Linked DNA regions of Homo sapiens: region 1 is linked to region 2. Evidence: chromatin loops called from intact Hi-C (ENCODE). Cell type or tissue: endothelial cell of umbilical vein. All regions are shown on one strand. Links, peaks and the distances in the headings refer to the core of each region. The heading gives the core; the rest is flanking DNA.

Region 1 (16,335 bases), core at 8,939-11,438, 100 kb after region 2:
TGCAACCTCCGCCTCCTGGGTTGAAGCGATTCTCCTGCCTCAGCCTCCCAAGTAGCTGGGATTACAAGCACCAATTTCACTTTAGTTTAATAAAATAATTACTATGTTAAGAGTAGTCTATAGGGACCCAGGGATTAAATGAGGAAACCAGTTAGGAGGCAATGGCAATGATACAGACAAAAGAAAATGATGGCCCAGCCCAGGATAGGGTCAGCCATGGAAGGATGAAATGTCTGCATCTGGATATACTTTGCTTTTTGTTTTGTTTTGTTTTTTAGATGGAGTCTTGCTTTGTCTCCCAGGCTGGAGTGCAGCGGCGTGATCTCGGCTCACTGCAACTTCCTCCACCTCCTGGGTTCAAGCGATTCTCCTTCCTCAGCCTCCTGAGTAGCTAGGACTACAAGTGTGTGCCACCACGCCTGGCTAATAGTTGTATTTTTAGTAGAGACGGGGTCTCACCATGTTGAGTAGGCTGGTCTCAAACTCCTGACCTCAAGGGATCTGCCCGCCTCAGCCTCCCAAAGTGCTAGGATTACAGGCCTGAGCCACCAAAACTGACCATGCATCTGGATATATTTTGAAGGTCAAACCAGCAAACAGAAATATGAAAGAAAATGTCACATCAACAATGACTGCAAGGTCAGGGGAATAGCAAAATAGATTTGCCGTTTACTGATATGTGGGAGTTTATTAATGTGTATCTTTGGGGGAAATACAATGCTTTCTTTATTTTTGTTTCATGTTAGATTATAAGGTTATAGTTATAACTTACATGCTTAAGAATTCTGAGGACTATTTTAGGGTGCTCCTTTTCTTCTTCCAGTTCTTCCCAGTAACCAAACTCTGAAACTTCTTTTTCAAGAATGTCTCAAACACCTCATCCACCTTTGCCTTTTTACTCCTGTTCCTTCTTTTTGGTTCTCAGGACTTCTTGCCTGGAATCATACAACAGCCTCCTAAACTGGTCTCCAGCTTTCAGTCTTTGACCCTTCCAGTCTTTCTCACAATGACCAAAGGACAGACAGGATCGTCACCACCAGGTTCAAAAATCTTTGATGGCCTTTGTCTGCTAAATGAAGACCATGCGTCTCCGAGAGAGGCCCAGCATGTGCCCCTTGTTTTTTTGTGTTTTTGTTTTTGTTTTTGTTTTGTTTTGAGACAGGGTCTTGCTCCATCACCCAAGCTGGAATGCAGTGGCCCAATCTCAGCTCACGGCAACCTCCGCCTCCCGGATTGGAGCGATTCTCCTGCCTCAGCCTCCCGAGTAGCTGGGATTACAGGTGTGCACCACCATGCCCAGCTAATTTTTGTATTTTTAGTAGAGACAGGGTTTCCCCCTGTTGGCCAGGCTGGTCTCAAACTCCTGACCTCAAATGATCCACCAGCCTCAGCCTCCCAAAGTACTGGGATTACAGATGTGAGCTACCATGTCTGGCCCACCTTGTTTTTATCTTGTATGCTCCTTGCCTCTCTTTGCACCATCCGCTCCTCCCAGTCCTTCTCCAGCCCCCATACACATTTCTAACTGTGCATGTCAAAATGTTACCAATCCTTTCACAGCCATCACTCCAATGAAGGCTTCAAGCTTCACCCAGTGAGAATAATCCTTCCTCCCTTACATATTTACAACCTTTGGGCCTCTACTTAACACTGTGTGTTAGTTATTTATTTTTATTTTTCTATGTCTCCTTTTGGGTAGTGACTTACTGTATGAGAATACAGAAGGCCAGGCGTGGTGGCTCACACCTGTAATCTCAACACTTTGCGAGGCTGAGGCAGGAGGATTGCTGGAGGCCAGGAGTTGGAAACCAGCCTGGGAAACAGCGATATAAATTTTGCTGTAATTAATTTAAAAAATTTTTTTTAAATAGCTGGTGTGTGGTGGCACACATCTGTAGTCCCAGCTACCTAGGAGGCTGAGGTAGGAGGATCACTTGAGCCCAGGAGGTCAAGGCTGCAGTGAGCCATGATTGCGCCACTGCACTGCGGTCTGGGTGACAGAATAAAACTCTGTCTCAAAAAAAAAAAAAAAATACTGGGTCGGGCGCAGTGGCTTACACCTGTAATCCCAGCACTTTGGGAGGTAGAGGCAGGAGGATCAGTTGAGCCCAGGGGTTCAAGACAAGCCTGGGTGACAAGGCAAGACCTCTGTGTCTACAAAAATATTAAAAATTAAATTAAAGGGTATATACCCAAAATAATATAAATCATTCTATTACAAAGATACACGCACAGGTATGTTCATTGCAGCACTATTCACAATAGCAAAGACATGGAGTTAACCCAAATGTCCATCAGTGATAGACTGGATAAAGAAAATGTGGTACATATATACCACGCACTACTATACAGTCATAAAAAGGAGCAAGATCATGTCCTTGGCAGGGACATGGATGGAGCTGGAAGCCATTGTCCTCAGCAAACTAATGCAGGAACAGAAAACCGAACACCGCATGTTGTCACTTATAAGTGGGAGATGAACAATGAGAACACATGGATACAGGGAGGGGAACACACTGGGCCCTGTCGGGGGAGTGGGGTGGAGGGAGGGAGAGCATTAGGAAAAATAGTTAAAGTATGTGAGGCTTAATACCTGGGTGATGGGTTGACAGGTGCAGCAAACCACCATGGCACACGTTTACCTATGTAAAAAACCTGCACATCCTGCACATGTATCCCAGAACTAAAAATAAAAATTAAATTTAAAATAAAAATTTTAGAAAACATCGAATTTGTCTTATAAACCAGGCATCCACAGGGTTCAGTAGAGTCATTCTCCTAATTGGTCCCTAAAAAATATTTGTTGTGGGCTTTAATAGCCAAATGCTGCTGCATTGAGAATGGTCTTAATATTGAGAAAAGGTTCTGCAGGATTTGGGGTTGGCCCTCACATAAACAGTAAACATATACACATTCATTTTTCAACTGCATTTTCCCTTATATTATTATCATAGTCTGTTTAAAACGAAACTACCCAAACAATGTATTTTAAAGGTCATATTCAAATACTATCATAAATATAAGCTTCTCTAGAGTAATATTTAGAAAACATTGTAAAATAAATTAGATGTTTGCTTCCTCTGAGGCCAAGCAGGTTTTCATTTTCTTGTGCAAATAAAAAATATTGATTTTTCCTTTTTGTCTGAGGAAAAAAACAATCTTTAAAATATACTAGGCAGACTGCTTATGTGCTACAGAAGCCAGATGTCTCAGAGCACTGAAATAGAAAAATTAGTGCTGAATCTCATAATGTAAGAATATCTTAAGGGAAAAGTGACAAATGTTGTGATTTGGAAACTTGAGGCTAGCTAGTTAGATTCTGCCTAATATCAGGGGCACCTCCAGGATTTGCTTCACTGCTTATATTAATGTTATTGGTCTCAATGTCTTTTTCTTACTAGATTGTTGCCTCTAAAGCCACACTTTACTCCTGTGTATTAACATTATTTGTATAGGGCCGGGTGCAGGGGCTCATGCCTGGAATCCCAGCAATTTGAGAGGCCAAGGCAGGAGGATCGTTTGAGCTCAGGAGTTGGAGACCAGTGTGGGCAAGACCCTGCCTCTATAAAAATAAAATAAAATAATAAAATAATTGGGGTAAATATATTTTTCTGCACTAGATTATACATTTCTTGAGGGTGATATTCCGTAAAATTATTGGCATAAATATTTGTCCCCACTAGATTTTAAGTTCCTGGAGGGCAGGAACTGTGCTTTCTTTATACTCCCCATGGCTCTTACCATAGTGCTTTGCACTCAGCATTCCCTCAAGCAATCTTCACTTCATCTCGCCCCTTGACTACTACTCCTTTCAACTTTTCTTCCTTTGCCAAAGGACACTAAAATACCCAAGTGCTATCTATGATTTAAAACCTTGTATTTCTTGTAATACAGGTTCAGAAGCTGAAACGGAGATCCAAAATAATAGTAGTTTAAACAGCCCAGGTGTAAGCTTCCCAAGACTTACTCCTGCAATCTATCCTACCTGCACAGGTGATTCTGGGCTACTGTGTATGGTTGTGCAGGATGTGTACTGCACAACTCTACGGAGTCCCATTCACACTGTGGTCTATAGGAATGGTGCTCACAACTGCACGGCTGTATTCAGCAGCCCTGGAGCTGCTCCATGGTGGTAAATATCCATGTTCCTTTATTTTAATTGCTCCATTATTCTTAGGGAGTGTCAAGATCCATCATGTCCTAAGATGGATCGCTGGCTTGACATCCATATCCCACTAAGGGCATGCTTACTGGAAGCTGCGTGTCACTTCCACTCACATTCTGTTGACTAGAACTTACTCATACAGCCATGCCTCACTAGGAGAGAGACTGAAAAATATCTTTAGTCTCAGTGCCAAGTTAAAACTGAAGGGTTCGATTACTAGAAAAATGGAGAACTGATTTGGGGGACAACTAGAAGTCTCTACTACAAGCCAGAATGCCACCTTTCATTTTGGAAAGTCACTTTCATTTCAATTTCTACAGTCTTTATTACAACCATCACTACGCCTTGACTCCTGACAGCACAGCGCTTTTTCAGGCCCACTTTATTTGTTGCCTGACCTCCTGCAACAGTCTTCTAATATTTCCCTGCCTCTAGCCACTCAACTCCAATCTATGACTGATGGGAAATGCCAGATAACCTGATCCAAATCCATCTCTCCATTCTTAATTTTTCCTGCTCTTACACATGCTTTTGCTTGATTCCAGCTGAATTCCTCGTTCCTCCTTGTACATTCTGTATCTTCTTACCTGTGGCTTTTTGTTTGTTTGTTTGTTTGTTGAGATGGAGTCTCGCTCTGTCACCTAGGCTGGAGTGCAGTGGCACTATCTCAGCTCACTGCAACCTCTGCCTTTCAGGTTCAAGCAATTCTCATGCCTCAGCCTCCCAAGTAGGTGTGATTATAGGTGCGTGCTACCACACCTGGCTATTTTTTTTTTTTTTTGTAGTTTTAGTAAAGATGGGGTTTCACCATGTTGGCCAGGCTGGTCTTGAACTCCTGACCTGAAGTGATCTACCCGCTTCGGCCTCCCAAAGTGCTGTGATTACAAGCGTAAGCCAGAGCACCCAGCTGACTTGTGACTTTTCTCAGACTGTTTCTTTGCCAAATTGCCTTTCTGCCCTGATTCCATGTCACTATCTTAATTGCCTTTTCAGTCACAGCTCAAACTACCCACCCCCATCACTCATTACCTGACCCTTAGTCAGATCAGTTCTACTTCAAGTAAATATCCATATACTAATTTTTACTTCTTATTTACATGCAATTGTGTGGTAAAAGGTACATATTTTAAGGATCCAATTCAAAATATTTTTAATATCTGTATATACCTATTGTGGTTGGCAAAATGTTGGTCCCCATGACTCTCACCTAGTGTCACATCTGTGAACATGTGACATTACAGGCCAAAAGGGACACTGCAGGAGTAATTAAGGTTACTAATCAGTTGACTTTAAGACAGGAATATTATCGTGGATCATCCAGGAAGGCCCAGTGTAATCGCATGAGCCCTTAAAAGTTAATCTTTCTTTTTTTTTATTGAGACGGAGTCTCACTGTATCACCTAGGCTGGAGTACAGTGGTGTGATCTTGTCTCACTGCAACCTCCGCCTCCTGGGTTCCAGTGATTCTCCTGTCTCAGCCTCCCAATTAGCTAGGAGTACAGGTGTGTGCCACCACACCCAGCTAATTTTTATATTTTTAGTAGAAACAGGGTTTCACTGCTGTCTCTCTCTTGCCACCTTGTGAAGAAGCTACCTGTTTCCCCTTCCCCTTCCGCCATGATTGTAAGTTTCCTGAGGCCTCCCCAGCCATACAGAACTGTGAGTCAATGAAATTTCTTTCCTTTATAAACTACCCAATCATGGGTATTTCTTTATAGCAGTATGAGAATGGACTAATACAGAGACAAAAAGAAAAAAGAAAAGAAAAGAGTGGGACTGAAAGCACACAAATCCCTGCATGTGTGACAGACCAGAGACTCCTTTCTCTGGTCTTATAATAGTGATTGTATATCCAAGCAACCTTGAAATGAAAAGAGCTCCTGATATATACCGTAGGCAGCATTTCATTTTGGTGGAAGAAAGAAAGGTCTATTTAATAAATGCTGCTGGCATACTCTGAAATCAATGCAGGCAAAAATACAATTAGATTTCTATCCTATGCCATGAACGATCAAAATTTCCAATGAAAAGAAAGTTAGTCAAGCCATAAAAGAAGAAAATAGAAGAGAGTGTACTTAAGATTTGGAGGTGCCTAGGTCTTCTAAGCAAAACATAAAATCAGGGGAAAGATAGAATTTTGTACACAAAAATTTGAATGTCCTATAAGACAAAAGCCATCATAAACAAAGCCAAACACATGCACCTGATGGAAAGAAACATACATGGCAAAAAATGCACGTACATAACTTATCTATGCACTTACAAATCATTAAAAAAAGACTCATCATCCAAGAGAATACTGTGCAAACAACATGGAAGAGCAATTCACAGGAAAAATACAAATAGTAAGACCTGAAACCATAAAAACCCTAGAAGAACACCTAGGCAATACCATTCAGGACATAGGCATAAGCAAAGACCTCACGACTAAAACATAAAGCAATGGCAACAAAAGCCAAAATTGACAAATGGGATCTAATTAAACTAAGAAGCTTCTGCACCACAAAACAAACTATCATCAGAGTAAACAGGTAACCTACAGAATGGGAGAAAATGTTTGTAATCTATCCATCTGAGAAAGGGCTAATATCCAGAATCTACAAGGAACTTAAACAAATTTACAAGAAAAAAACAAACAACCCCATCAAAAAGTGGGCAAAGGATATGAACAGACACTTCTCAAAAGAAGACATTTATGCAGCCAACAAACATATGAAAAAAAGCTCATCATCACTGATCATTAGAGAAATGCAAACCAAAACCACAATGAGATACCATCTCACACCAGTTAGATGGTGATCATTAAAAAGTCAGGAAACAACAGATGCTGGAGAGGATGTGGAAATGGGAACGTTTTTACACTGTTGGTGGGAGTGTAAATTAGTTCAACCATTGTGGAAGACAGTGTGGCAATTCCTCAAGGATCTAGAGCCAGAAATACCATTTGACCCAGCAATCCTATTACTGGCTATATACCCAAAGGATTAGAAATCATTCTACCATAAAGACACATACACAAGTATGTTTATTGTAGCACTATTCACAATAGCAAAGACTTGGAACCAACCCAAATGCCCATCAATGATAGGCTGGATAAAGAAAATGTGGCACATATACACCATGGAATACTATGCAGCCACAAAAAGGATGAGTTCATGTCCTTTGCAGGGACATGGATGAAGCTGGAAACCATCATTCTCAGCTAACTAATACAGGAACAGAAAACCAAACACTGCATGTTCTCACTCATAAGTGGGAGTTGAACAATGAAATCGACACAGGGAGGGCAACAGCACACACTGAGGCCTATCGCAGGATGGGGGGCTAGGGGAGGGATAGCGTTAGGAGAAATAACTAATGTAGATGACAGGTTGATGGGTGCAGCAAACCACCATGGCACGTGTGTACCTATGTAACAAACCTGCACATTCTGCACATATACCCCAGAACTTAAAGTATAATAAAAAATGAAAAATACAAATAATACCAATAAGCACATGAAAATAGGTTCAATTTTAATAATCAAGTAAATACAAATTGGGAAAAAATAAAAAGATTTACACTATTTAGTGTGAGAATATGGGGAAATGTGCTCTCATACCTGGCTGCTGGAATTAAACTGATGTAGTTTTTGTGGGAGGAGTACAACTAGCAGCATCTACCAGAATCTAAAATGTGTGTTCCCCTTAATCTATCAATTTTACACTTAGGAATCTCTCATATGTGCATTCAACCGCACAAAGATACAACATACTTGGGCCTGTTACTTAACCTGATTCTTCCTTGGTGATACTGATTCTTGCTTGGTGAAATGTTTATGACAGTAGTGTATGCCTCATTTCATTGTTATTTTCAAATGAGATAAAGAATACATGGCCTGTACAAAGTAAATTTCAATGAATAGATCAAAATCAAATCTTGACGTTACTGTGATCCCCATTTTATTGTGACATGGTTGTTTTATGTACCTATATAGTTATAAATTATAAACAAAATGTCCATCAATAGAGAAGTATATATTATGAAAACGCATGTACATATACGTACATATGCACACAAATCTCCAAGAAGCTGTTCAAGCAAAATAGTAAAGTCACAAAATATTTATAGATTATTTCCCTGTATTTATCCCTCTGCGTGTGTGTGTGTGTAAAGGGAAAGAATGAATGAGTGTTTTATAAAGATTTAAAAGGACGCCAAAGTTTTATTAATGCCCTAAGTATTGGGCAAAGGGAATAACTGAAGAGGTACTGACACTGTTTTACCCTGTGTTATTCTGTATTGTTTGAATTCTGTCCTTTCTGAACAGCCTGTAGAGGTTTAATGTTCCCATTAAAACCAGTGAACTTGCCTCATCCAAAACCACAACAGCTGAACCGTTTGACTTCAATCAATTCTAAGCAACTTGGTCATCTGTTTTTTTCAGATTAGAAATGATAGAAGATAATTTATAATCCGTATTTTGCATACCAATGAGGATGAAAGAGACTTACATCTCATTTTTTTAAAAAGGGACTTAGGATAATGAGCTTAAATTTTTTGAAAAATCATCTTATTCCTAACAATGGCAGATTAATGAAGCATTTCTGAACGAAATTATTTCATCATATCTGATTAAGGAACTCTTCATTTGAGAAAGCTATAAAATTTTTATATTCTTCAGTTAATACTATACACAAAAGATTCTAAAATGGCTAACCGTACGGTGAAGGATGCACACAGCATCCACGGCACTAACCCTCAATATCTGGTGGAGAAGATCTTTGAACGCGAATCTATGAGTCCAAGTTCTGGAAAGAGGAGTGCTTTGGACTTACGGCTGAACTTGCAGTCGATAAAGCCATGGAGTTAAGGTTTGTGGGTGGCCTCTATGGTGGCAACATAAAACCAACACCCTTTCTGTGTTAAACCTTGAAGATGCTTCAAATTCAACCCGAGAAGGATATCATTGTAGAGTTTATCAAAAATGAAGATTTCAAGTATGTCCGCATGTTGGGGGCATTTTACGTGAGGCTAACAGGCATTGCAATTGATTGCTACAAGTACTTGGAGTCTTCCTACAATGACTATTGAAAAATCAAGAGCCAGAACCGAAATGAGGAGTTTGAATTGATGCATGTTGATGAGTTTGTTGATGAACTATTGCACAGTAAGAGAGTATGATATCATTCTGCCCCGGCTACAGAAACGCTATGTATTAGAGGAAGCTGAGCAACTGGAGCCTTGAGTTAGTGCTCTGGAAGAGGACATGGATGATGTGGAGTCCAGTGAAGAGGAAGAAGAGGAGGATGAGAAGTTGGAGAGTGCCATCAACTGATCACCGCCGGAGAAGCTACGGAGACTTGGACAAGTCCCGTTGCTCTCCCACACTGCGCTACAGAAGGAGTAGGAGTCGGTCTCCCAGAAGGTGGAATCGATCTCCCAAAAGGAGAAGTCCCTCCCTGCATCGAGAAAGGCATGGGAGCAAGAGTCCAAGACTTCACCGCAGCAGGTCCCGAGATTGGCAGCACAGATCCCATTCCAAGTCCCCAGGTCATCACTGTAGTCACAGACACAAGAACCACTCAAAGTCTCCCGAAAGGTCTTAGAAGAGCCACGAGAAGAGCCGGTGAGGGAATGAGTAATGGACTCAGTTTGGTTTTAGTCCACATGGCCTCCTGTGGATATAAGGATATGTCTATGTGGAAGGATTAAGATCTCCCCAAGGTAGATATAAGAATATTTTAGTTTTTTGGCCGGGCGCAGTGGCTCACACCTGTAATCCCAGCACTTTGGGAGGCTGAGGTGGGCAGATCACAAGGTCAGGAGTTCGAGACCAGCCTGGCCAATATGGTGAAACGCTGTCTCTACTAAAAATACAAAAATTAGCCAGGCGTGGTGGCGGACGCCTGTAGTACTAGCTACTCTGGAGGCTGAGGCAGGAGAATCACTTGAACCCAGGAGGCGGAGGTTGCAATGAGCCAAGATCAGGCCACTGTACTCCAGCCTGGGTGACAGAGCGAGATTCCATCTCAAAAAAAAAAAAGAATATTTTAGTTTTTTTCTTATCAAGTTTCTCAACCTTTATTTTTAATGAAGGAAGTGCTGAGTTTTGTTTCTCTTTTTAATCATAATCAACATTAGTTTTTGACCCAAGTAACGTTGACTGTATTCAAACTTATGAGAGTAGAGAGGATCTGGAGGTTGGGGATATGAATGACAAGGAAAGGATGTGGCCACCTGATAACCCTTTCCCTTTTTATCAAACCGGACACACCTGTTTCCCATTTATCTGTAGTTTAGTTTTTGGTTTGTTGTGGTTGGAACTGCTTTGAGAATCCTGGGATTTGTACTGCTGCTATTATTCAAAGACCAAATGAGTAAAACATAGTAGCTCCTAACTTTTTTCCAGCAGCAGCAAGTGGTAATAAACATGAAAACTGGTTAGCAGCAGTTTTGAAAGAACAGAATGCATTCAAATTTAAGGCTTCTTCTGGGTCATCAAAGCCAGTTTCATCAAACAGTTCAACAGAGAGTGGCACTTAATACCCTTTATACAGCCCATGGTTTCATAGTTTCATTTGTTCTTGCCCACAAGCTTGAAATCCAGGTTAAGGTATCCAGCCTTTATCACATAAGCATTGACATTATCCAGGCCTAGTCAGTAGCAGTAGGGTAACAGGATTGAAAAAGATTTGATGGAGAGGAAAGTATCTAATACTAGTCATGGTTTTGACCTAAATTGCTAGACAATAGTGCCATTCACAAAGTCAGAAAATACAGCAGGAAGAGATGGCTTTAAGAGGGGCAGAGAATTAGAAGATTGTGGTAGTAATGAAAATGATGCATTCAGTTTAACAAGTTTAATTTGAGACAGCTATGGTATAGCTAAAAAATAAAAAGCCCATAAAGTTGGAGATAGGGACTAGAGTTTAACATAGCAATCTAGGCCAGAATTGACAATGTTTAAGTAATTGTGGAATCTGTCAATAAGACTCTCCAGAATGTTTATATATATATGTATCAGAAATCCACACAACAGAACCATAGGCAACACCCACACTGGTGACAGGAAGAAGTAGAAGTCACCTATTGAAAACTGGAATGACCCGTTCAGAAAGACAGGCAAATTAGGAGAGAGTACATGAAAGAAGCCAGGGGTCAAGAATGCAGAAGCAAAGGAAGGACTAAAAAGCCTCCATGGACATTGATAATCAAGAGATTATTAAGATCTTTGCTAGAAGAGTTCCTTTACCTGTACTTAATTCCCTTAAAAAAAAGAAAAGTGATTGAATGACTTCCAGCAACTGTAGTCCCGGCAGGAACTGTGGAGACCAGCTGCCCTGTGGGATCCAGTTTTCCTTGGGAGGTTGTATCTGGTCATAAGATAAACATTCTATACATTCTATTGCCTGCTCTTGAACTGAAAGACTTCAACAGTATTAAAGCATTTTTTAATCTTATTTGAGCTTTCATATTCTTCAGTGATTCCTTTCATAATACCTGAGTTAATAAAAGTGGTCTGGGGCCGGGCACGGTGGCTCACGCCTGTAATCACAGCACTTTGGGAGGCTGAGGCGGGCGGATCACAAGGTCAGGAGATCGACACCATCCTGGCTAACACAGTGAAACCCCGTCTCTACTAAAAAATACAAAAAATTAGCCGGGAGTGGTGGCGAGCGCCTGTAGTCCCAACTACGCGGGAGGCTGAGGCAGGAGAATGGCGTGAACCCGGGAGGTGGAGCTTGCAGTGAGCCGAGATCGCGCCACTGCACTCCAGCCTGGGCGACAGAGCGAGACTCCGTCTCAAAAAAAAAAAAAAAAAAAAGTGGTTTGAGAGAGTGAAAGATCTCTTATGGTTTCTGATACAACTGTATAGGACTACCTTTTAAGATTAAATATAAGCATCCCTACATAAATGTAAAAAAACCTATACATAAAAATTAATAATATGCTGACTCAATGGAATTCTCTAAACGATCTTCTGTTGTGAAGATAGTAGCCGCACCGCCCCCCATCTTCCCTGGGGCATGTCAGGAGAGCAAAACCCCACTCTGCCTGCCCTAACAGCACTGCCAGGGGGTCAGGCTGGCTGGAAAATATCTCACCAGTGTCTGCCTCATTTGAAATAGTCACTGTCAAAAACCATGACCAGCAGGATACTGTATATATCCTAAAGGAGACCGAGCTACAGGAAACTCCTCTTTACTATGCTACTACTGAATAAACTGTAGCCTTCTACTTCTAATTCAAGATAAGGAAAACAGCTAAACGCTGGCAATCTTTCAAACTAGTAAAAGCAGAAAAAACTACGGGAAAAGAAAATTTTACCAAAACTATTCTCCGTAAGTGATTCCGTCCAAGAAACAAGTGAGGTAGGACTTCAGAAATTTCACCTGCTATGACTGTTATAAAACCATGAAAAGCAGCAATGTCATTAGTAACAACTAACATTTATTGGGTACTTATATGGGCCCACCTCTGTGCTACAAATTTATAGATATTACATCATTTGCTCCTCAGACAACTGCTTATTCCATTTTACAGATAAGGACTTTGAGGCTTAAGAAAGTTAAGTACTTTTTCTTTCAGTTCTATTGGGTACACTAAATATGGCATTTGTTAGAAGTTAAGTACTTTTTCCCAAATCTAAGGCAAGTTTCACTCCAAAGCCTTGGCTCTTAACCATGACACATGTCACCATTCCACTACTGTGACTGAGAATCTGTGAAGACCTGTCATGAGAATCTAATAACAATTATACCCTAAGGTATTGTGTCTAACTTTTATTTTGTTAGTATTTGCCAAAAAAAAAATACTTAATAAGTCCATCTTTACCCCTAAGAAAATACTGATAGCTTTAAACTAACCCATTTCATTTACTACAAGATTATAATTGGTACTAAAACAGCTCAGCCTTAATTCCTAAAACATTAAAATATATGTGGTAAAGGTTTCTTTGCCTCTGTTAATGTTTATCCAACTAAAAATATACTTTTAAGTAAGAAAACTGAATGTTTCCAAAGTTTACAAGCATCTAAAGTTAATTCACAGAAATATTTTTAAATGCTTTTTCAAAAACAAATAAAGCAAATAATATCTCCATAAACATATTAAATAATTTGGAATTTTCCAGGGGCAAAAATGCGTCATAACTATAAACATACAACTTGTAAAATAACCAACATTTTCACAAAATAATACTTTCTAAAAAACCTTTTTACTAGCTATGCTCACACCTAACTTTTGCTACTTGTCATTGTTATTTCATACAACTTACAAACAGACAGTATCAACTCTACTTCAAAAAAATGTATTTTGAACTTTCTGAAATTTCAATTCTCACAAGATGTAATACTTTTTCTTTTTTTTCTTTTTCTTTTCTTTTCTTTTTTTTTTTTTTTTTTTTTGAAGACAGAGTCTCGCTGTCACCCAGGCCACATTGTAGTGGGTAATACATTTTTAATGCTATAAATTGTTTCTATATGAAATTTCTCATATATGTTGATTTTGGAATTGAAACAAAAAAGTAATACCAGATTTTGGAGCAAATGTTTATGCATACAAGTTACGAATAAAGTTGTAACTTTGAAAAAATGAATGTTTGATGCACGAAAATCTACAGACTCCAGGCTAACAACTGTTCTAAATTCAGTTTTTCTTCTTGAGTACACTTAATGTAAATTAACCTTTCCATTTCCTCATTTCTTAAGATTAATTTCTGTTGCAAGGGTTTTAATAAAGTTCAGCGAAAGTTTAACTCAATAAAATCAGCTTCTGAACACATTAATTTAGCCACAAACCTATTTTAGTCAACTTATGATTAGATTAAAAATCATTCAGACAAATTATTTTGTGTCTTGCATATTTCTCAAAAACAGAAGCATATGCATTTCCCACAATCTTGAATATATTCCTCCCTAAGAAGGGGTGTGTGTGTGTGTGTGTGTGTGTGTGTGTGTGTGTGTGTGTCTGTTTGTGGGAGGGCTTATTAAAAAAAAAGACACTAGAAGTTCTATTTAAGTAACAACACTACTACAAAAAAATTTTTTTTTCTTTTTTTTTTTTTTTTTTTTGACACAAGGTCTCACTCTGTTGCCCAGGCTGGAGTGCAGAAGCGTGATTATAGCTCACTGCAGCCTCAGCCTCCTAGGCTCAAACAATCCCACACCTCAGCTTCCCAAGTAGCTGGAAGTACAGGCATGTGACACCATGCCTGGTTAATTTTTGTATTTTTTGTACAGACAGTTTCGTCATGTTGCCCAGGCTGGCCTCCAACTCCTGGACTTAAGTCATCCACCCACCTCAGCCTCCCAAAGTGCTGGGATTACAGGCGTGAGCCACCACACCTGGCCCAAAAATATTTTAACCTACTTTCTAGTTGTATCTAGTTTATATCATGTCATCAAATTCAATACAACAAAAATACCTAATTGGATTTTACGATTGTTTTTTCTTCCCAGCCACACTACTTAAGTGAATGGTCAGATAAATTGTATGGTTATAAAATATTTGCTAAAAATATCTGTCAGACTATGGACTATGCAGATATCATTTTTCATTTTTATAAACTTAAAACTACACTGTTCATTTTGATAAGAAACAATAGACATGACTGTAGGAATGCTGATTTTTTTTTCTTTCGGTTCTATTGAGTACACTGAATATGGCATTTGCTAGAAGTCATTCCCCACCTCCCCACCCCTTCTTGATATTTCTTTTTTTTCTCCCCACCCTGAGACAGAGTTTCGCTCTTGCCCAGGCTGGAGTACAGTGATGTGATTTTGGCTCACTGCAACCTTCGCCTCCTGGGTTCAAGTGATTCTCCTGCCTCAGCCTCCCAAGTAGCTGGGATTACAGGCATCCACCACCACGTTTGGCTAATTTTTATATTTTTAGTAGAGACAGGGTTTCACCTTGTTGGCCAGGCTGGTCTCAAACTCCTGACCTCAAGTGATCCACCCGCCTCGGCCTCCCAAAGTGCTGGGATTATAGGTTGAGCCACCGCACCCAGCCTTTCTCTATTGCAGTGTTTCTTAAAGGCTGGTGGGACAACTAAGCTGCTTGCACCATAACTGCCTAGCACCTTGCTAAAAAATTCAGGTTTCTTAGCCCCACAGCTGCTGATGCAAAATCTCTAAAGAAAGAATTCTGAGGTCCTCAGATGATTAATAAATGATTTGATCTGAAAACCGTTTTTCTACAGTCATTATCCTCAAAGTTAAACCACAAAATGTTAACTGAATTTAAGAAAAATTGTTAATTTTCGAATTGTACAAATTGAATTTAAATATGTAAGGCACGATCATTAATCAAGAAACAAAATGTATTTTTACAGCAATCTCAGTTTTGCATTATATATAATTTTAGCAAAGCAGGAGAAGATGGTAAGAGTATAAAGTAATGCGGAACAGAATGCTGCAGTTAAGAACTTTTGAGCAAAATGAAAGTATATTAATTAATACCCAGAATTTTCTAGGGTATAATCTAGAGGCGCAAACGTCGATGTGAAGGTTGAGTTCATAATATGCCTGGAAATTGCATATGCATAAATAATTTAGTGCTTTTTATGCGCTTAAAAAGACATCAGTCTTCATGTATGAGATCACAGCCATATTAATCTGGTTTTTAAAATCCAGGCAGGGTGTGGTGGCTCATGCCTGTAATCCTAGCACTTTGGGAGGCCGAAGTGGGTAGATCACTTGAGGTCAGTCAGGAGTTCGAGACCAGCCTGGCCAACATGGTGAAACCCCGTCTCTACTAAAAATACAAAAATTAGCCGGGCATGGAGGCGTATGCCTGTAATCCCAGCTACTTGGGAGGCTGAGGCAGGAGAATCACTTCAACCCGGGAGGCAGAGGTTGCAGTGAGCTGAGATCATGCTATTGCACTCCAGCCTGGGCAGCAAGAGCGAAACTCTGTCTCCATAAATAAATAAATAAATACATAAATAAATAAATAAATAAATAAATCCCAATGTCTTGTTTCACAAACTCCTATAAATTAGAACTCCTTCTATTATTAAAATACCCATGTGCAACCAAAACATTAAGAAACAAAGACCCTGAGACATGAAAGTTAACATCACCAGAAAATGGAACAATTTAATATTCCTGCCCAAAGGTACATAATTAAATCTAATCATTAGGAAACATCAAATGAACTCAAACGGAGGGACCAAACAAACTCAA
Region 2 (16,335 bases), core at 7,024-9,523:
ACCTCCGCCTCCCAGGTTCAAGTGATTCTCCTGCCTCAGCCTCCCGAATAGCTGGCACTACAGTCGCCCGCCACCACGCCCAGCTAATTTTTTAGTAGAGATGGGGTTTCACCATGTTAGCCGGGATGGTCTTGATCTCCTGACCTCGTGATCCACCCGCTTCGGCCTCCCAAAGAGCTGGGATTACAAGCGTGAGCCACCGTGCCTGGCCTTTGGAGAGCATTTTCTTACACTCTTACATTCGCTGAATTACTTAGGATGGCTCCATCCCAAGGATGCTGATCACCTCGCTGTTCCAAATTGCTTAGGTTATAATTCAGAATTCTTATTCTCCCAGACTCTACACGAGCTCTAAGTGGTAATTTCATTTTTAAGTTGTGAGATAACCGTATGTTTACCCAGCATAATTAATTTTCCCTTGGAAAATGTTCCTTTAATTATGTTTTGCATATTTGAATGATTCCGATTTTGCACCTGTGTTCAGAGGCACCTGATTCTAATGAATTGATTACCTAGGCTAGAGAATGAATATAATTATATTTTGCCTACTTTGATGATGAACTTTTCATGTGTGACCTAGCTGGCATTTTTGTACCCTATCTTATCACCTCATTAACTCCATTAAGACGTTTCAGTGATATTTAACATCTTATAGAAATTTAGTCAAATTTATATTATAACTAATATTACAGAGCCAAGACAACTTGGCGTTCTCTTCTCGCTTTCTCTGAGAAACTTACTAACTTGGAACTTCTCTCGGCCAATTATTTTCACTGTTTTATCCCCTCACAGGCATTTTTATTTGTTTTGCTTTGACAATTTTTCTTTGACGACCACTTTGTCTGTTCAATCAAGTCTCCAACATACACACAAAATAAAAATTTGGAGGAGTTTTTCAAATCATTTGAGCCAATATCATATTTTGTGTTTAGATTATTGGGCTAAGGAGAGCACGGCTCCAATTTTCTTTCCTGCCTTATCCAGACAACAGTCTAATTACCCTTTCTATTCCAGCTGTGAAAGCCAACCCGTGGGAAGAGAAATGATTCTTTTTCCAGGTCCCAAAGCAAGTTATTAGCAGCTGTGAACCCAGGAATCTCTACTGTCTCCACAGGTGCCCAACAAATATGACCTCATGTTGCCACTGAATTGGAAGAAGATATTTTTCCTTTCTTCTGAGAACTATGGCATGTTATTGCTGCTACTGATTTCATTCCACCTTAGAATTACTGATGTTGTCCTAGTTATTTTAAATCTGTTCTGGAAAATAGTTTAAATAAGTGCAATAATATCAGTCGTATTACTGGGACTCATGTTTTCAGAGAAAATGCCTTTAAAATGAAACAACTTTTACTTAGGAGTTTTGTTAAGTAAGTATAAATTATAGGCATGTGTCAATGATATAATAGGATAGAGATACAGGAATAGACCAGTGTCACCACACACACACACAAAATGTTTAGAGATTTAATTAGAAGAAAGGACAGCTAGATAATAAAAATTTAATACAAAAGATTGCCAAATCTAAAATTACAGACTAAAGATGAGTTGCCATTTTAAGAATGTGCCTTTTTATAGAGCTGGTCATCAGGTTTAAGCAGAGCTGAACAGATGAATATTATCCAGCCTAGGAGAGGAAGATTCCTTCTCTCTGAAACAAACAGCACTTTAATCGACACCCGAGGGAAGGAAAATTCCTCATGCCTTTTTCTCATCCATTCGTTTTTACATAAAACACATATTCAGAATTTATAATGTTTCAATACTGATATTGAAATAATATGACTTATTTTGAGCCCCACATAAAAGTAACAGTTCTCCCATACTTTTTTTAAAGGAATGACCAATTAAGCTTTTTAAATTGATTTTTACTTGTCTCTATATTTAAGAAATTTAAATTTACCTTTTTTTTCTTATTTTCTTTTTAATTGTTCTTTTCATTTAAGGAAATACATTCAAACTCACAGTTTTCCTGTTTGGTAGTCAACACTCTTAGTGGACAGGAATGTTGACTGTCTTTTTCACACTGTATCCCCAGCACTTTGAACCACACTGTTACTTAAGTAGGTGATAGAAAACATTTGCAGAATGAATGGATCCATAACATATTAAAGACACAGATTAGGAGTTCATTGGCAAAATATGCATTATGATGATGTCTCATAAATGTAAATAAATTTCATAGTATTGTTGGGACTCAGAAAATAATACCTCAAAATGAAGGTCTCAGAAGCAAAAATTTTTTTTCTTTTTCCTGCCCTCCGTCTCTCATCCCATTCTCTCCCAAGGCTAGCCATGGAAACTAGAATCTTTCTTCCCCAAGGCAGGTCATAGAACCAGAAATGTTTTTCCCCCAAACCAGCTAAAAAACCTAAAAATATCATTCTAACTCCCCCATCCCAAAGTTTCCATGTAAAAACCAGCCATAAGGGCTGGATGTGGTGGCTCTTGAACAATCCCAGCATTTTGGGGTGCCAAGGTGGGAGGAGCACTTGAGTCCAGGAGTTTGAGACCTGCCTGGGACCCAGACTCTACAAAAAATTAAAAAATTAGATGGGTATGGTGGTACAAGTTTGTAATCCCAGCTACTCAGGAGGCTAAGGCCAGAGAATTGCTTGGGTCCAGGAATTTGAGGCTGCAGTGAACTGTAATCGCGCTACTGTACGTAGCCTGGGTGCCAGAGGAAAACCCTGTCTCAAACGAAACAAAACAAATAACCCACAAGCCATAAGGAAATTATTTGATCTACCTTGTTTGACTGATACGGTTGGCTGTGTCCCCACCCAAATCTCATCTTGAATTGTAACTCCCATAATTCCTTCGTGTTGTAGGAGGGAGCCGGTGGGAGATAATTGAATCATGGGGGTGCTTTCTCCCATACTGTTCTCATGGTTGTGAGTAAGTCTCACGAGATCTGATGCTTTTATAAGGAGAAACCCCTTTTTGCTTGGCTCTCTCTCTTTGCCTGCTGCCATCCATGTAAGATGTGACTTGCTCCTCCTTGCCTTCACCATGATTGTGAGGCCTCCCCAGGCATGCAGAACTGTAAGTCCATTAAACCCATTTTTCTTCCTGGTCTCGGGTATGTCTTTATCAGCAGCAGGAAAACAGACAAATACATTGACTATAGGTCATAAGACCCTCATTCCAGAGAGGGTTGTGCCCCATTCCCAGATGGAAAAATTGCTGCACAGAGAGGCCAAGAAGAATCTAGATAGAAAGTCCTTGCTGGGTTTCCCCACTCAGTCCATTAACATTAGATCAGACCCTTTTGTCCAAGCCTATTTCTACATGGCTGTTCATATTCTGTTGCACCTAAGTAAAAAATTGACAATTACCTTTGTATCTTTGGGTCTTCACCTAAAGGCATTCACATCACATAAAACTAAGATCAAGGCCGGGTGCGGTGGCTCACGCCTGTAATCCCAGCACTTTGGGAAGCTGATGCGGGCAGATCATGAAGTCAGGAGATCGAGACCATCCTGGCTAACATGGTGAAACCCCGTGTCTACTAAAAATACAAAAAATTAGCCGGGCATGGGGGCGGGCACCTGTAGTCCCAGCTACTCGGGAGGCTGAGGCAAGAGAATGGCATGAACTCGGGAGGCGGAGCTTGCAGTGAGCCGAGATCATACCACTACACTCCAGCCTGGGCAACAGAGCAAGACTCTGTCTCACAAAAAAAAAAAAAAAAAAAAATTAAGATCAAATAAATGTGTATGCTTTTTCTCGTTAATCTGCTTCTTTTCAGTGATTTCCAGTGAACCTTCAGAGGGTGAAGAGAAAGTTTTCACTTGGCCCAGACAGTATCTTGAGTTTTTTTTTAATTTCGGAGGCTTCTTGAATTTGAAAATGGCAGATCTATGGAATTCACCAGCATGATAAACACACAGACCATAACATTTTCTGCTTCTGAAACCCTGGCAAGCCAGACTAAATTCCATTTTTATTGGGGAAAGGAGGCAAGTTCTCCAGTGATGTCCTCATCTGCAGTATTCTTTCAGGAACAGAAAAAGCAGAAAGTGTACAATAATAGCTGGGGCCAGGCACAGTAGCTCGTGCCTGTAATCCCAGCACTTTGGGAACCCAAGGTGGAAGGATCATTTGAGGCCAGGAGTTTAAAACCAGCCTGGAATACATAGCGAGACCCCATCTGTACAAAAAAATAAATAAATAAAACATAAAATAATAGCTTATTGATCAAGATCCACAGCTATAAGAAGTGCACCCACCACACCCACTCACAGCATAGGAGCAAGTGGTAGAAGGCAGAAAGAGAATCATTCTTAACACAGAAGCAAGAGATTTTCAGCCTCAGCATCTGAGAGTGGCCTTTCCAGAGGCTCTGGTGAAGCCGCCTTGTCCTAAACTGATGTGGAGTCCTGTAATAATCAGTTAAAGGCTTTGTTAGTGGCGTGGGTATGTTATATGGCTCTGGATTTAGCGGGTGGAAGAAAGTCAAAAACCTTTGAAAAATGTAGGCTAAAATGCTTTTCTCTGTGGTCCAGTTGTGAGTTCTGTCCCTCTGCTGTGATTCTCAGGGAACACTTCGCATGCACGGATTGGCTTCCTTGTTCCTTAACTGGATGACTCCTAAATTTGACCTCCAGCTTTGTCCTCTCTAATGAACAGAAAACACTCCTGTTTCTGGAAGCTTCCTGGATATCTCGCCACTGTGATTTCCCACCAGCACCTCACTTAAGTTCTTATCTGCTCCTCCTGCCCAAACTAAACCTTCCTCTTGGCCTATTTCCTATGATGATGCTATTGAGCCACTGTCAAGCCTCGCAGGTTAGATTTCCTAGATTTATCTTTATCTTTAATTTCTCCCCCTCTTTTCACCTCTTCAATATATTTTCTCTGTCACCACCTTCCCCTCTTCTAGCATCGAAACTGGTCCCTTGACTTCACTTACTTCCTAACCTGATCGATCCTATATGGCACTTCCAAAATATTTTTCTTCAGAGTTGTCACACGTAGGTCTCATGCCATGCTGCTGTTCCAAGAACAAATTTGCAGTTTCTCTCCATTGCAAGGCAGTTGAGATGAAACTGAGTAGGAGATGGGTAGGACTTATTTCCCAGTCTCAAGAGGATGAAGTGAAGAAACTAGGCTGGGATCACACCTGTAACCTCAGCACTTTGGGAGGCTGAAGCAGGAGGATGGCTTGAACCCAGGAGTTCAAGACCAGCCTGGGCAACATAGCAAGACCCTGTCTCTACAAAAATTAGCTGGGCATGTTGATTTGTGCCTGTGGTCTCAACTACTCAGGAAACTGAGGTGGGAGGATTGCTAGAGCCTGGGAGATCAAGGCTGCAGTGAGCTATGATCATGCCACCGTAGTCCAGCCTGGGCAACAGAGTGGGACCCTGTCTCAAAAAAAGAAAAGGCAAAAAAAAAAAAAAAAAAAGAAAGGAAAGAAACCAACCAGCAGGAACCAGCAGAAGATGAGGAAAGTGATCACCAGCTATCTTCATTGCTTATTAGCACAAGACACTCCCCCCAGCGCCATGACAGTTTACAAATGCCATGGCAACAACCCAGGAAATTACTTCTCCTTTCCATGGTAACAACCTGGAAGTTACTGCCTCATTTCCTAAAAGTTCAAAGTAACTCCCCCTCAATTTGCATGTAACTGAAAGTGGGCTCACGTGAGTATGAATACAGTGGCCAACAGCCCAGGCTGTTGCTGATTGTGGTGCCCTGCTTGTGAGTTAGCTCTACTCCATAGGGAGCAGTAGCATCCAATTAAAAGATTGCTGTCTTAACTCTACTGGCTCATCCTTGATTTCTTTCCTGGGTGAAGCCAAGAAACTTCGTGGGCTTAGCGCCACTTTGACGGCTCACCTGTCCTGCATTAACTCCACAGTCAATATCCAAACTACAAACTATACCCTTGTTGTTATCAGCACCGGGACACCAAGGTTCAACATCTGTGTGAGCTCAGATATCAACTTTTTATGTGTCAGTTACTTCACTTGAAAAGTGTTCTGTTAGGGTTGTGTAAAGATTGAGTTAATATATGTATATTAGGCACTTAGAATAGTACCAAGCGCTTAGTAGGTATTATATTGGTGTTTCTTGTTATGACCAGTCTTAGAGCCTAACAAATAGAAACACCATTTCCCAAACATGTCTTCACGTTTATCATTTCTCAACTGATAGAGTTTGGCTCTGTGTCCACACCCAGATTTTATCTTGAATTGTAATCCTCCTGTGTAAAGGGAGGGACCTAGTGGAAGGTGATTGGATTACGAGGACAGTTTCCCTCATGCTGTTCTTGTGATAGTGATTGAATTCTCACGAGATCTGATGGTTTTATAAATGGTAGTTTTTCCTGAGCTCTCTTGTGGGTCCCCACGTAAGACGTGCCTGCTTCCTCTTCTGCCAAGATCGTAAGTTTCCTGAGACCTCCCCAGCCATGTGAAACTGTGAGTCAATTAAACTTCTTTCCTTTATAAATTACCCAGTCTTGGGCAGTTCTTTATAGCAATGTGAAAAAGGACTAATACGTGAACTTTTGCTCAAATTGTTCCCTCTGCCTTCAATGACCTTTTCGTCATATAAAGTCTACCCATTTTTCAAAGTCTACCGCAAATACCAATACTTCCCTTGAAATTTTCACTTAAAAGTCTTGTCTTTTTTTGAATTCAGGATAATACATCTGCCCCAACTACCTTTATTCGTAAGAAATAAAATAATATACACTTCGGTATTTTAAAGTCTCTATGTAAGATGATATTCTATAGAGCTGTTATATTACTAAGTTGGTCTTTTTGTTACAGCCATACTCCAAAAATTTTCATTATGTTATTTTATTTCATTTGTCAGTGAATTTGAAATCATTTTCAAGAGCAAAATTAGAAACAAAATCCCAGCTTTAGGAAGAAATAAATCAGAGCTTTCCAAAACTAATATTTTAGGATTTACGAAGGTTTTTAAGAGAGAAGAGTTTAAATATTTTTAAAGTATAGACTTATAAAGCATTTCTGGGGAATCTGAAGAAACAAATATAGCATTACACCAGTATTATGCTATTTAATTTTATTTCAATCAGGTGATTTTAAAGTTTGAATGGCTATTTTTTTTTCTTTCAACTGTATTTTCTCTGCTATATTTCATGCATTGTAAGACTTTAAAGGTTGGCCCCTTGTGGAGACAAATTACACCTGGGGAAATTAGCCCAGGTGTTGGCAATTAATTGTGGAGCCAGAAACTCCCCAGTGATGTGAGACGGAGCCTTCCCACCGTGTTCTCTGGACTCCTTTTTCTAAGATGCTGGCTCTTCAATTTTAATGAGGGAAAAGTGCCCCCCTGTGGTTTGTACTTGGACTTGGTTTGTTTTTTTTTTTTTTTTCAATGTAAATATTATGTTCTTTCCCAAGGAAAAGCCGGCAAAGCTAGGAAGAAGGCTGTACTCATCTGGATTCTAATTTTCTCCTCTTTGGGATCCTTATCAGTAGCAAATCACCTTTTAAGTCATCCCTTCACCCGTCCACCAGCCTCAAATCCATGCCCTCACACTATCCCACGTCCATTCTCACCTAGGTGCCTTCAGAGCCAGGATCCCTCCAAGAGCTCACCCATCCTAATGTTTTCAGGAGGGAAACAAACAGAAAATGCTTTCAGTAATGGTCTGTGCTGGACTCCTCCCTCCTTTCTCTAGTTATTCTTTTCCCACTCCCACTCCTCCAACCTCCCTGCCACACCAAAATTTCTAATTCCTCTGATGCATATCCTCTCATCTGTGTTTATTCTTTCAAGAAGTTTATTTTAGGTTTGTGTGCATTTATTTTTTTCTTTTTTTGAGATGGAATTTTGCTCTGTTGCCCAGGCTGGAGTGTGGTGGTGCCCAGGTTGGAGTGTGGTGGCACAATCTCAGCTCACTGCAACCTCTGCCTCCCAGGTTTAAGCAATTCTCCTGCCTCAGCCTCCCGACTAGCTGGGATTACAGGCGTGTGCCACCACACCCGGCTAGGTTTTGTGTTGTTAGTAGAGATGGGGTTTCACTATGTTGGCCAGGCTGGTCTCGAACTCTCAACCTCAGGTAATCCTCCCACCTCGGCCTCCCAAAGTGCTGGGATTATAGGCATGAGCCACCGCGCCTGGTCTTGTGTGCATTTCTTACTGTATTACGTAAATGGTCTTGAGCTACAGGTAGCATTCTTTCTTCCAACTGTTACTCAGCACTCTGTCTTTGAGAATGAGCCATGTTGCTGTGTGGACATTCAGTGCATTGCTTCTAAGGGCTGCCCTGTGTTCCACAGCAGACATACAGAACATTACACTAATCCTCTATCCCAGAGATAGGTACCCTGATGGCCTCTAACTCCCACAAACAATGCTATGATGAATATCCGTAAGCCTGTTCCAACGTGGGCCTGTGTGTGAATTCCTTCCAGAAATACCAAGAAAGAGAATTCCTGTATCCTAGAAATATGCATACTCAGTTTAAAGATTTCCTGCCCGGATGTTCAAGACTGCAATACCAATTTATACTTCCATCAGCCTATTCATGAGGGTGCCTGTAATTCCACATCCCTATCCTTTGCCAGGCTATTGTGTGGAAATGATACTTCATTGTATGTTGACTTACAATTCTGAGGAATAATATATTGGAGCAACTCTTCTGTTTGTTAACTTTTATTTGAATTTTCCCTTCTGTAAATCACCTATCTGTATTCTTAGATTTTTTGTTTTGTTTTGTTTTGTTTTGTCAGAGTCCCTACCTTCTTCTGGTTGATGTGCAGAAATCCCCAGTTCCTTGTGTTTTCTAGGTTTCGGTTCCTTGTCAGCTTTAGGCCTTGCCAATGATTTCTCAATATCTGTCACTTCTAACCTTGTCTGTGGCATCTTTCATTGCATGGAAATCCTTAGTTGTTTCTTTATGATACATCTTTTGCAAAAATAGAAGAAGCCTTTTCCTATCCCTCATGTAAGGGGATATTCTCATGCTATATTTTCTATTAAATCTGATATGTATATTTTTCATATCCAAGTCTTTATCTGGAGTCCAACTTTGCAGGTGGTACATAGGAATCAGTTTCAACTTTCTTTATATGGGAGTCAGTGTTTCCAACATCATCTGCTAACATGTATGCTTTCATATTAATCTGTAGAGCCATCTTCATCATATATTAAGTTGCTGAATTGTCTGTTCTGTTCCATTGTTTTACTGTCTGCCTGTCTACCAATATCACACTGTTTCTAGCACTGTGAGGCTTTGTAGTATGTCTTAGTATCTGATAGAACAGGAGCAGCCACATTTCTCATTTTTGTAAAGATCAAATTGACCATTCGTGGACCTTTAGTCTTTCACATGAATTCTGTAGTAAATTTAACCACGAATTTCATTGAAATTTCCTTGACTATATAGATTAATTTGAGAAGAATTGACAACTTTATGGTATTAACATCCATCCAGAGACATTGAAAGCGTATTTAGTTGGATTAATTGTTATGTCCTTTGTTCAGTTGAAAATTTTTTTCTCAAAAAAGGTTTATTCCTTGTTAATTCCTAAATACCTTTAGTTTTTATTGAAATTGTAAATCATGCCTTATTTTTCTTATATTTTCTAGACAGTTAATACAAGCATTAAAAATTACTGATTTTTATGTTGATCATGTATGCAGCAACCTTGATCAACTCCCTTCATTGTTCTAGTAGCTCATCTATTGATTCCATTCCTAGGTAAATTATGTTATCTATCTCTTTCTTGACCAAGCTTTATACACCATTTGTTTTTCTTTTTTTTATGGCATTCACTGGGATTATGTTAAGCAGTAGCGGTGTTAGAGACATACATTCTTGTCTTTTCCTCTACTATAAAGTGAACTTTTTTGTTTTGGGGTATATAGTGGTAGGAAAAATATCTCCTTTTTTCACTTTTTCACTTTGTTACAGAAACTCTGAATTTTAACTAGAGTTATATCCATCCAGAATTAAGACTGCCTTTACCATCCTCTCTTGCAGCTAGATATGACCTCGTAATTAAGTTCTGGTCAATGGGATATGAGTAGAAGTTGATGTGATCATCTTTTGCTTGTAACTTTAAAAAGGGCCACCCTATCAGGAATCCCGTAGATTGCTTCTGGAGGTAGAGAGTATGCATGTAAGAAGAGAGGTTAAATGAAGCTTCCTTTCCCATCACCCATATCAGAAATGGGTATGTCTTCCAGTTCCTTGTTTCTGGTGGCTGAAATGCAGATATAATGGTGGTATCCAGAGTAACAATAGTGGATCATACAGATGAGGCCAGCACCTCAGGATGACACAACAACATAATAGTAGGAGAATAGGCCCCCATACCATGAAATTGCCGCATTAATCCTGAACTGCTGTTGAACAAACAACACACACTTGGAGAAAGTACTTAAATTTTTATGTATACCCTCATGTTTAAATGCCATATGGCTAGATATAAAAATCTTGGCTCAAAGTTCATTTCTCTTTGTTTTAAAATGCTAAGCCATTGTTTTCTTGTAACCAGCATTGCTATTGAAAAGTTTGATTTTTGTTTCTCTGTAGATGGTCTGCTGTTTATCTCCAGAAACTTATAATTCTCTTTGTCTTTGATGTTCTGAAATGTGACTATGGCATCTAGGCGAGGGAGTTTTTGTTGCTGTTTATTTATTTAATGTATTCATCATGCTTCATGCTTGGTGAGCACCTGTTCCAGTCAAGAATTCATCTTTAAACTCCTCAAAAGAATAGGCATTTTGAGTAGATAGTCTCCCTCAGTTACAACCTACTTGCCCTAGAGAGACAGAGGTGAAGAAAGTGCCAGAGTGTGGCTAGTCATTTTTCGTATACTGTTATAAACTCTTCATTCTTGGAAGGCTTTTGTTCTGCTCTGATATTAACCTGAAGACCCAGGCTATAATGGCTGATTCCTGCAGTGAAGAGTGTAGCAACCATTAACCCAAGACCTTGGAAGAAAGAAGAAACAGCAGAACATTAAAGCTTTTTTCAAGCTGTGCTCTCACTGTGCCTGTGAGATCCTTCTCCTCAAGCTGTCTCTGTCGCTCCAGCCTGGCCCCCATTTCACCCACCATCCACACACAGGAGTTCACCCCACTGTTCACATTCCCCAGGATGTTCATGCCATATTTATGTTAGTTTCTCAGCTCCAAGCTTCTGTCTTACTACTAGATTCTCCAGGGTTGATTTGGGAAAAGAAAGCCAGCAACCCATCCTGGCTCACCATCCTAACGAAAAGCCAAAAATCAGATACAGGAATTGTTTACGAGGCTTTGGCTGGGTGGAGTTATGCACACCTGTAATCCCAGCACTTTGAGAGGCCAAGATGGGAGGATCACTTGAGCCTAGGAGTTCAAGATCAACCTGAGCAACATAGTGAGACCCCTGCCCCCCATCTCTAGAAGTAAATAAATATAAAAAGAAGTCTTAACAATTGGCAATATTGTTGCATTAATAGTCAGACTTTTAATCTGGAAGGAAGGGAAGTTACCTTCACTAGAGCCTGGAGAAGAAAGTAAATTCATCCAGATGCAACGTTGCTGGACTACCTGACCACTTTTCCACGCTCTGTAGGTGGCTACAAGGTACTCAGACAATCCCTGAGATCATCTCTGGTGAAAAACATGACCTGGGGAAGGGTAATATTTGGAAATTCCCTAGGAGGCCACCCTATCGGCCGTAGATTGAAGGTTAAGAGTATGCATGTAAGAAGAGAGGTTAAATGAGGCTTCCTCTCCCATCACCCATCTCAGAAGCATATCACACATTGAACACAACCAAATAGGACTGTTCTGGGTATGCTGTGGTTTTTGTTTTTTTTCCCCCAACTTTGCATGGTTGTTCATTATCTAAATAGGGATTGCCTTAGGCACCTAAGGGAAGGTCATCCTCTAGGCTGCTTTTTAGCATGTAAAAAATGCAGGGTGAAATTGTGAAAGGACTATTAATGTCTGCATAACTCATGGCTGCTGAGTCAACTTGACTTTGGCTGAGCCCAAGGACCATTTAGAAATCATAGCCTCCGGACATTGTCATACCCTGATGCCCAAAAGAAACTGTCTGGGGCTTCCATTAAACTGATGGATGTCAGGAATGGGTATAAAAGTTCTAAAATCTTGCATGAGAAATTGGAAGGGTCTGAGTTTGTTCTCCTACCTTTTCCAAAGAAAAAAGGGAGAGATATCTAATCTTTTAAAGTAAGCATTAGAAAACTCCAAATCCAAATGACAGAAGAGCCACTTCTTAAAAAAAAAAAAAAAAAAGCAAATATCAACGGAAGGTGATATTGTTAGTAATCAAACTGGATTGATCCAGATATAACACTATCATACACTACCTTTATTATCTGCTTCTCAAATTTCCTTCTCTCTATCGCATTATCTCCCTCTAGGGACACTTTTGCCTATCAGTATTAATTAAATGTGAATGTTAACATGTAGGAAGATTTATAACTTCCTTGGCCTGACAGCTGTGCTGAAACTGAAATGCATCAAAGAGGATGAATGGCCCCGTCTGCCACCCATGAATGATGATCACTTCTCCAAATTGGCCAGAGAGTTTGAAAAAGTATTTTGGGGAACTTGCCAGCTAAGACTTTTCCATTCCACCTCCTCACCTCTTTCTAACCACTGCCACCATCATAAAAGAAGCACGTCTATATGAAGCACTGTGGAAAATTGGGGCCCAGGTGTGAAAAGTGAAAAAAGTGGAGTGAAGACCTGGTAATCAAATGCCAAATTGCAAAGTTGCAAAGAACAAATATTTTGGCCTAGAATCATCCCTATTTGTATCACAGCCAGTTTAAGCAAATAGAATAATATGTGTTCATATAATCTATCGGTACAGATTTAAAATGGGTCAGAAACAAAATTTTTGTCCTATTTTAGACTGTGGATCCAGATGACAAAAACAATGGATGTCAAAACACCTCGGAAGTTTCAGAACAGAAAATAGAGAAAACAAATTTGACACTGGAGTCATCTCTGATCATGACATTTCATACAGTTCTCAAAACCAACTTATCAAGAATTTAAAAACGTATCTATGTTATGGTTTATAGGAATTGCATGAAGCTTTATTCCACTTTTACTATGCATGCCATCTATTTATATATTCAAAGAGTTTACATTAACATGACTTTACTATGATGTCTTTGTAGCTTTATTAGTATAACTTGATTGGCATAACTTGACTCTTCCAGGGTACTCTTGCCCTCGGAAATGACTTGATTGTTCGTTACTGGAAGTTCCCAAAAGATCTGTCAGCTTTTCACTGGGAAGCATCAACTGTTGGTTTACAATTCTGTCAGACTCTTGAACCCCTTGCCTCAAATTCTTTGCCATGCTACTTCCACTAACTCTAAATTGGTAAACATGATCCTGACCCAATCTTAGTCAAACTCTTGCTTTGAAAGCCCCACCTTAAACCAAACTTCCGATTCTCAATAAAATCTGACCTTGCCTTTCTCCCTGAAACCCTGTAGAAACTCTGCCAAGGGAGCATTCTCCCAGAGCGTGGTAAGCAGTAAACTCAGCTTTGTCTTACCAACAAGCTGTGTTGATGAGAGCTGAGAAACATTCAACAGAAGAGCATGCAATATTGCTATATATTCATTAAAAGCATTTAGAGCATACAGAAAAAAGAATGACATAAATGACAAATTATTTTTCACTTTAGTAAAGATTTACGTGGGAAAGAGGCTGATGGAGAGATTTTCAATTGTAATAAATAGTAAATGTGTGGGTCTTGTGCTGCATATATGCATGCCCTGTATAAAGCAGCAAACCTCCTGCCCAGCACCCCTATTCCTCATATCTTGTTGCCCTTTTTGGTGGGTGGAGGAACGATGGTGGGAGCTTCAACACTTACCACCATCTGACACACAAACATACACATTTGCTTATTTGTTTACTGTCTGTCTCTACATTCAGTCCTAATATAATTGCCCAGTGAGTTCTTCCTGACTGATGTACAGGAAAAACCACTTCACTTAACCTGTGGTATTGCAGTAGAGAAAGAGTTTAATTAACCCAAGGTCTCCAAGTGGAAGGACTGGAGTTATTACTCAAATCAGTCTCCCTGAGAACTAAGGGGCTAGGGATTTTATGGATAATTTGGTGGATAGGGGCCAGGGAATGGGTACTGCTGATTGGTTGTGGGTGAAACTATAGGGGTGTGGAAAACAGTCCTCCTGCACTAAGTCCATCTCTGAGTAGGGGCCACAGACCCATTTGAGTCATGAATCACAAATCCAGGTGGGGTCAGTCAGTTGCCAGAATGCAAAAGTCTGAAAAACATCTCAAAAGACAAATGTTAGGTTCTACAATAGTGATGTTGTCTATGGGTGCACCTGGGGAAGTCACGATTCTTGTGACCTCTGGCCACATGACGCCTGAGCAGTAAAGGATCATAGAAACTACACCCGCATTTTAGCAGATTTCAGGCCCTCTTGTAATCTTAATCTTGTGGCCTTTTATTAGCCTTACAAAGGCAGTTTCAGTCCCTGAACAAGGAGGGGATCAGTTTTAGGGAGGGTCTGTTATCATCCTTCCTTCCAAGTTAAACTATAAACTAAATTCCTCCCATGGTTAGTTTGGCCTCTGCCCAGAATTGAGTGAGGACAGCTGGCCTGTGAGGCTAGAAGCAAGACGGAGTCAGCCACACTAGATTCCTCTCACTGTCATAATCTTTGCAAAGTTGGTTTCACTAACTCAAATATAAACTTCATGAGGGCAGGGACTTGGTTTATTCTGTGCTGTATCCTCAGCACCTAGAACACTGCCACATTTACAGTGAATATTTGTTTAAAGAAGGAAGAAAGGAAGCAAAGAGGGAGCAGAGGGGAGAGGAAGAGAGGAAGGGAAGGCAGAAGGGAGGGAGGGGGCAAGCTAAATTATGGGAGGCGAGGCAGTCTCATGACAAATGCCCAGACTTGGAAGTTAGATCTGATTCAAATTCATTCACCAACTTACTAGCTATATGACTTCAAGCAAAATACTACAATTCTTGATAGCCTGTTTGCAGGTTCTAGCAGGGGAATGCAGCTACTCATGTACCCTTAACCAAAGACCTGTCCTCCTCTATCGGGGTTGGTCTTCCTCTTCAACCTAGCACACAGCTTCAGGAGGGATGCACATGGGGCAGTGAGTGAGGAAGGGGACACCCACCTAGCCAGCCAGATCAGCCACATCAACCCTGGCCATCAAGGGAGTGACAGATGCCACAGCCAGATCCCCCTCACATCCAAAATACTTGAAGCCTCAATTTTCTCATCTATAAAATGGAGGCAATAATATCCATATTGCATAGTTGCAAGAACAGAAAATGTATAAAAATATCTGAAAAGTATCTAGCATAGTTCCTCGCAAGCAGTAAACTGTTAATAAATACAAGATCCATATGTAAAAAAATAAAATTCTTAGTTATTTAGGAAAGAATGATAGCTAAGCTTTGCATTCTAAGAGAGTGGAGGCATCTGCTTACATATTTTTGTAGAAAATGGGATATTCATTGGAAAAAAAAACACCTAGATGAACTTTTTAGGTTTAGAAAATAGGGGTCGTTGGGCAAGTCATAGAGAGAAGAATTTAGTCAAAGGTGCTTGCTTGTTTTGCATAATTAAATGATGGGTATGAAAACTTTGTTTTCTGGTGGGAACTCAGGAGATAGTACAATGTAGACTGAGTGATGGGGAATTCCTTCTTCCTCTACTCACCTTAGGTTCATTAGCTGGATCCCTGCAAATCAGACTGCTGAAAGTCAGATGAACAAGAGAAAGGCCAGGCACGGTGGCTCACGCCTGTAATCCTAACACCGTGGGAGGCCGAGGTGGGTGGATCAAGTCAGTAGTGCAAGACCAGCCTGGACAACATGGTGAAACCCTGTCTCTACTAAAAATACAAAAAGTAGCTGGGGATGGTGGTGCATGCCTGAAATTCCAGCTACTCAGGAGGCTGAGGCACGAGAATTGCTTGAACACAGGAGGCAAAAGTTGCAGTGATCGGAGATCACAACACTGTACTTCAGCCTGGGCAACAGAGTGAGACACTGTCTCAAAATAACAACAACAACAAAAAGTTTATTAACACGTCCATCCTGCATACACACAGGAGAAGTTAGTGATGAGGGACTCATAGGGGTGGTTAGAACCTGGGCTTATATAGCATTATAATAAAAGAACAATCATTTTACAGAGAAATGACAAGACAAAGGAAAAGGGCTTTGGGCTTTTAGGAACAACAGACTGTAAGAAGGTGAATGCATGGAGGAAACTAATGGAACTTAAAATAAAAAATAAAATAAAAATTTAAGGGTGCTCCAGAATACTTGGTGATCCAGACAAATAGTATTTTCAT

What was found. Hi-C counts contacts between places; a loop is a spot of excess contacts. Peaks named below come from ENCODE experiments on the same cell type or tissue, not always from the same donor. Only the 100,000 strongest peaks of a DNase experiment are listed, where the experiment ranks them.
Region 1: a loop joins it to region 2, with 2.5 times the contacts of the local background. A loop is called at or near these places in 1 of 110 quality-filtered maps.

What each region holds. Positions count from the first base shown.
Region 1 is chr10:17,568,430-17,584,764 of GRCh38, forward strand. It overlaps the pseudogene PRPF38AP2. Among named protein-coding and RNA genes, the nearest start is that of HACD1, 41 kb to the right of the region's middle. In endothelial cell of umbilical vein, for the core only: no CTCF peak of the experiment used is centred there; a DNase peak (open chromatin) is centred at 10,392.
Region 2 is chr10:17,467,485-17,483,819 of GRCh38, forward strand. LOC105376437 (a long non-coding RNA gene) reads right to left here and starts at 5,503. Exons shown (of 3, transcript XR_930714.1): 1 at 5,429-5,503; 2 at 4,916-5,051; 3 at 4,155-4,382. RefSeq lists a silencer at 7,106-7,400. In endothelial cell of umbilical vein, for the core only: no CTCF peak of the experiment used is centred there; a DNase peak (open chromatin) is centred at 8,407.